Linked DNA regions of Homo sapiens: region 1 is linked to region 2. A link is an interaction called in ENCODE POLR2A ChIA-PET data of the cell type or tissue named here. Cell type or tissue: IMR-90. All regions are shown on one strand. Links, peaks and the distances in the headings refer to the core of each region. The heading gives the core; the rest is flanking DNA.

The links. ChIA-PET counts read pairs that join two places held together with the same protein. Peaks named below come from ENCODE experiments on the same cell type or tissue, not always from the same donor. Only the 100,000 strongest peaks of a DNase experiment are listed, where the experiment ranks them.
Region 1: POLR2A ChIA-PET joins it to region 2 with 25 read pairs; 6 of 35 experiments call an interaction of 5 or more read pairs at or near these places.

The regions. Positions count from the first base shown.
Region 1 is chr7:94,374,356-94,377,270 of GRCh38, forward strand. The region is part of intron 5 of COL1A2-AS1 (COL1A2 antisense RNA 1); the gene reads right to left. Among named protein-coding and RNA genes, the nearest start is that of COL1A2-AS1, 16 kb to the right of the region's middle. In IMR-90, for the core only: no CTCF peak of the experiment used is centred there; DNase peaks (open chromatin) are centred at 1,046 and 1,546; H3K4me3 peaks cover 1,088 bases; H3K27ac peaks cover 2,500 bases.
Region 2 is chr7:94,299,649-94,302,563 of GRCh38, forward strand. All of the region lies in intron 2 of LOC112267858 (a long non-coding RNA gene), which reads right to left. Among named protein-coding and RNA genes, the nearest start is that of COL1A2-AS1, 91 kb to the right of the region's middle. RefSeq lists an enhancer at 608-1,807. In IMR-90, for the core only: a CTCF peak has its summit at 1,505; DNase peaks (open chromatin) are centred at 1,573 and 2,233; H3K4me3 peaks cover 408 bases; H3K27ac peaks cover 2,425 bases.

The sequences.
Region 1 (2,915 bases), core at 271-2,770, 75 kb after region 2:
GCTGACCAGCTGGAGCTTTGCCTGGTGGTGGCTCCACCTCCCTCCCTTCCAGAGAGAAGCCAGCGTGGCTCAACCCCTCTCTGTGAGGGTGAGAGACGCCTTCACAGAGGGAGTTTGCCCTCAGCCCTCATCAGAGAAACCAGCCATCCTTTCTGTAGTAGAATGTATGCACTTATAAAACTTTTCTGATCTCTCTCTCTCTGTTTTCCCAACTGCTGCCTTTTAAGTCAGTTTGGTGGCTTTCACATGAGCATTTGAGTGTATTGGGTCCACCCAGGCAATCCTTGGATTTAAATGAGTTGCTTTTTATTTCCTCGGGGACTTAATTTTATTCAAAAGATGAGGGTTACACACTGACGATTTATGTGAGAGAGAGAAAGAGAGAGAGAGAGAAAGGCCATTCTGAGATCAACATTTCAACCTCTCCTTCCTGATTGCTACTTAAATCACTTATTCCAACTTGGGGAGATTGTAATATATAGTTTCTTAATGTGTTTAGTTAAGGACTTCATGAATCATGTGGATTTCTCCTCAACCTAAGTGGTTATTATGCTGACCCAAGGGTGTGCCGTTTTGCGGACACTTCATTTTTGTGTCCCTGTTTATTTGTAGCAAGCAAGCTCAGTTCTGTAAGACATTGATTAGAGGGACAATGGAAGTTGTTATCTACTGTAAGTCGCATTCAGCAAAAAGCTGCCAAGTGGTGTTCACATAATTGAAGAGGTAGAGCTTTCAGACTTGATTGTGATTTTGGGTTTGGGGCTTCCAGTTCTAACTCAGGCTCTCAATAAGGCTAAGACCACTCCTTATCTTGAATTGTTCCTTTTCAGGAACAACACTCTAACAACAAATCTTGGAGATCTCATACAAGTTGTTGCATTTAAAACCTCCTTAACTAGGACAATCTTTTCCTCAGTCTTCCTAAAGCTAACGAGCCCAAGCTGCTTCCTTTGCTTGCTGCTGGATATCAACTTTGCAAGGGATTTTACTAAGCGGAGAGAGGCTATGGGGGATGGTATTGGCAGTGAGTTACTTAGTACAACCCCAGGGCTGGGAGGGAGGGAGATGCTGTGCTTTCTTACCAGCTGTTATACTTCAAGAAGAAACAGGATTTTGTAACCCTTTCCTGGCATACCAGTCTCAAAACAAAGGCCAGACTCAGTTTTGACAAAGATTTTCTTGTGAAAATACACACAACACAACAGTATGAATGCATTCCTATCTAAATATGATTAATAAAATGTGACATTGTTTCTGTGTTTTGGATTTTCACAAGAAAGTGTGAAAACAGAGGCATTAAACAGTGTTGGTCTCATTGACATCCAAATGGCACTACTATTTGCGTCTCCCTCAAGGAAAGCCAGTCTTTTCCACTGAGGAGTAGGGAAAGAAAACACCAATCTGAAAAAGAAAAAGTGGAGGGTTGGACCTCCTCTTGGTTAAAGCCCAGAAGCGTATTCAAATGTGCTTCCCTTAAGAGTTAAGCACAGGCACCTCCCAGGAAATGACAAATGGTCCTACAGCCACAGCTCTGCTAATTTCCCTGCCCCCAATATCCAGACTTCCAGACATCAAATGGTTAGAAAAAGTGTTTAGTTTGAAAAAATTCTTGAGGTTTAGCTTGCCTCACAAATCACATTCTTTTTACCCTTTTCCCCCAGCCCAGTTTAAAAAAAAACAAAACAACAACAAAAAAAAAAAAAAAAAGAAAGGAACATGCCTTGGAATTCTGATGATAGATTTTCATAAAATTGTCCACGTTGCTTGCTGAGGCAAAAAAAAAAAAAAGGAAAGAAAAAAAAGAAAATCTATATAAAGTTACAACTTTTGTAGCTGTTGGTCTTCAATTAGAGATACTTGTCTTCTATTTTTACTTCTTTACATCTTGAATTTTTATTTTATTTTATTTTATTTTTTGATAGAGGGCCTGGGTCTATGTCCCAGGCTGGAATGCAGTGGCATGATCATGGCTCACTGCAGCCTTGACCTCCTTGGGCTCAGGTGATCCTCCCACTTCAGCCCCCTGAGAAGCTGGGTCTATAGACATGTGCCACCACACCCATCTAATCTTTTCACTTTTTATAGAGACAGGGGTCTCACTATGTTGCCCAGACTGGTCTTGAACTCCGGGGCTCAAGTAATCCTCCAGCCTCAGCCTCCCAAAGTGTTGGGATTACACATTTGTGCCACCACACCTAGCCACATCTTGAATTCTTATTGTAGTTTTCATTTTGCAATTTTTTTTCTGACAACCTAACTGCATATTAGCCCTACCCCCATAAAGATATCAACTATTTTCTGAAGCTCAAGGTCTCTGGGTATACCAAAACTCTTAAGTCAGTCTGTGAGCATTTTTTAACCTACAAATGCATGGGGCCCAGCCTCAAAATTTCTCATTCAGGCCCAGCACAGTGGCTTAAGTCTAATCTCAGCACTTTGGGAGGCCAAGGCAGGTGGATCTCTTGAGGCCGGCAGTTCGGGACCAGCCTGGCCAACATAGCAAAACCCTGTCTCTACTAAAGATTAAAAAAATTAACTGGGCATGGTGACACATGTCTGTAATTCAGGTGGCTGAGGCAAGAGAATCACTTGAACCCAGGAGGTGGAAGTTGCAGTGAGCCAAGATTGCACCACTGCACTCCAGCCTAGGCAACAGAGTGAGACTCTGTCTCCAAATAAATAAATAAATAAGTCTCACTCAGTAGTTTGATTTGGGCCTTAGAAAGCATGATTGGTTCCTCCAGTGGTTTAAATGCAGATCTGGGCTTGGAAGACACTGCTGAATAGTATACACCTACACACACACACACACACACACACACACACACAAACACACATTACTTTCCTTAATGACTACCATCCAATAAGAACAGTCATCATTAAAAGTTTTGTTTGTAATTCTATTGTAGAAGATA
Region 2 (2,915 bases), core at 289-2,788:
AACCAGTCTCAGCCCTTCCTGCCCTCCATGCATTTATCTTCATGATGAAGCTTTTAATTTCTCCACATTTAAGATCAGTTTTATTATTTTTCTTTATTAAAGATATTAGGAATGAAGAAACATTGGCAAAATTATGTTGCTTGTTCTTAATTTTTTTACTGTTACTATTATTAATCTTGTTCCGGCCATGGTACTGGAGTACAATATTTCCTTTTGTGGAACATGGTCATTTTGCTATTCCAAACAAAGTTTGTGAAGATTGAAGTTGGAAGCGTTGTGAACTATGAATAACCCACAGAGTCCTAAACGGTTGTTACATTATTATTTTTCTCACAATTATCCTACGAAAAAAACACACAGATTTATTTGGAAAGGCTCGGAACAATGAAATAAATACAGTACTGATTTCAAATGCAAATGTCACGTCATTTCTAAATGAGTCAACCTTCAAAAGACAATGAAAAATCAACCAGAAAATTTCTGCATGTCAAAGAGTTTTAAAGGTGATAGCTAGTAAATTGAAGTACACATCAAAGTTTCTCCAATAAAAATGTTAAATATAAGTTACTTCTTCATACATATCTAAAACCTGTCAAGTACAGGGGAAAATAATCTGTCCCACCCCCACCCATAAACTGAACAGATCACAGAAATAACTGGCATCTTTCCGCTTCCGAGGAGTGGCCGCAGGTTAGTGACAGTATAATAGTTCCTGTGTGGGAGTGTCCCTGAGTTCTAGCTCCTCCAACGCGAATCATGGCAGTGGCAGTATGTCCAAATCCTGGTAGCAATGCCCAGGATGCATGCAGTCAGAATGGCAAGTGCAAAAGGCATTTCTGGGTCTGTCAAGGCCCTAGGCTGCTGGGTAACTTAGGGGTCATCTCAGCAAGAAAGGACAAGAAAGGATTTATAAGTATACGTACACACTCCCTGGAAATGCATCTAGAGTAGGATTCTCTAACACATTGGACTTCCTGCAGCCAGGCAAGCAGAGTCTTGGACTTCAAGATGTGGGTGTTCAAGTTAATGACAACACCTGTTCTCACCAGCTGGTGAAACCCGAAGAGCCCCCCTGCCCCATCAAGGTTACAAGTGTCTTACATATTTTGAAGAGAGATTGATGCTACCTGTTGTTAATTTATGAGGTGAGTGGGTTGAAAATTAAGGAGGCGGAAAAAATTGTGACATGCAAATGATTTTCCTCCCCCTATGGATCAGAACTTTAATCACACAATAAATATTCTTGTTCTCCATGTGGATGATGCAGGTGACCTCAATTTCACAAAGGCTTGTAAAATCCAGTATGTGTTTCTCTGTTCTGTACAGGGAAATTTGAGTAAACGATTGACTTTTCACTGAAATTTAGGTTTCCTAATGACCCCCACATAAATAATGCAGCTAGAAATTACTGAGGACTAGCCCAGTCGCTTGGTGGCTAGCACTTTCCCCTCCCTTCAGCGGTATCCCTGCATTGTGCCTTTAAGGCAGCAGGGGCTCACTAGCTCCTCGGGCTGAACTCTGCCCTCCCTGGGCAGTGACTCACACTCTGCAGGCTCAGACAAATGGAATCTCCCCCTGTGAGAGCCCTGCAGCCTTCCACTGTGAAAAGTCATCACAGGGCCTGAAGGGAATATTTCCCCCACTTCCAACCTCCAAGCTCTGAGGCCACAAGTGTTTTTCACTGAGAGGGCCAGAATGTTCTAAAGCCTGTGGAAATTAAAAGCGTAATTCATGACACAGCAAAACTTTTTCCTCCCCCCATCATCTAAGACCACCTAGGGAAAAGAGAGAAATGGACTAATGCCAGATTGAGGCCTGGAGGAGAAGCCCCAGTCAACTCTCTTTTCAGTCCTTCCACAGCACAGACCAAACACACACACACATACACACGTGCATGCACACACATCCATACTATACATCATCGTATTGTTGTCTCAGGTTTGGGGAAAACGAAATGTTTCAAGACGGATGAGAAGGGAAATTGTGTGAGGAACTGCAGCTCTCCTCCAAAAATGTGTGTGTGTGTGTGTGTGTGTGTGTGTGTGTGTGTGAGAGAGAGAGAGAGAGAGAGAGAGAGAGAGAGAGGGAGGAGGAGGAGAAGGAGAAGGAGGAGGAGGAAGCAGAGGAAGAGAGGGAGGAATGGGGAAGAGGGACAGAGATAGGGGGCGTGGAGGGAGAGCCAGACAATGAAGTAAAAGAACAATCAAAACAAAGTTCCTTCTCCCTCCCCCAGTTCCAGATTTTTGGGCAGCTTCCAAACTTGCTAACTTTCCCAAGGACAAGTTTTAAAGAAATGTTCAAAAAGCCAACAAAACTAAATGTAGATACCTTTGAAACTTCTTAGATAACAGTTACAGACAGCAGTAGCAACCCAACTCTAAAACTGGGCCATTGAAAAGGAGGAGGAGGAGTCTGTGTCCCTGACTGCCACACTTGAAAAGAACTCTAGCTCTGAGGAGTTGATCCGTCTTCCCAATCCCTCATCCACCCAAGCCCAAAAACTCAGACTTTTCAATGGAATCCACCATCCTATGCTTACACTGGTGTGGGAAAACCATCACATACTTTTATTTCTAAATGTTTCTGTTCTGTTTGTTTAAATATGCATAATGTATCAGAAAGAAATGGAAAAAAAGGAGTAGCCTGTTTAAATACAAAGAAACGGTGTTAATGAAAACTAAGTGAAGCATAACCTTAATTTGTACCCCAAATCTAGTATGACATGAATTGATAGATTAGTTACATAAGTAAAAAGTTTTCCTGAAAGCAGAAATTAAAGTTTAGTTGTTTTGCTTCATAACAGTTTAGTGCAATACAAACTTGTAAACTGACATTGATATTTACTTGGTTCATGTTCTGTTACCTATTTTAAGGTTGAAACACTAAGACAACAAAGATCTGCTAATAATTTATTC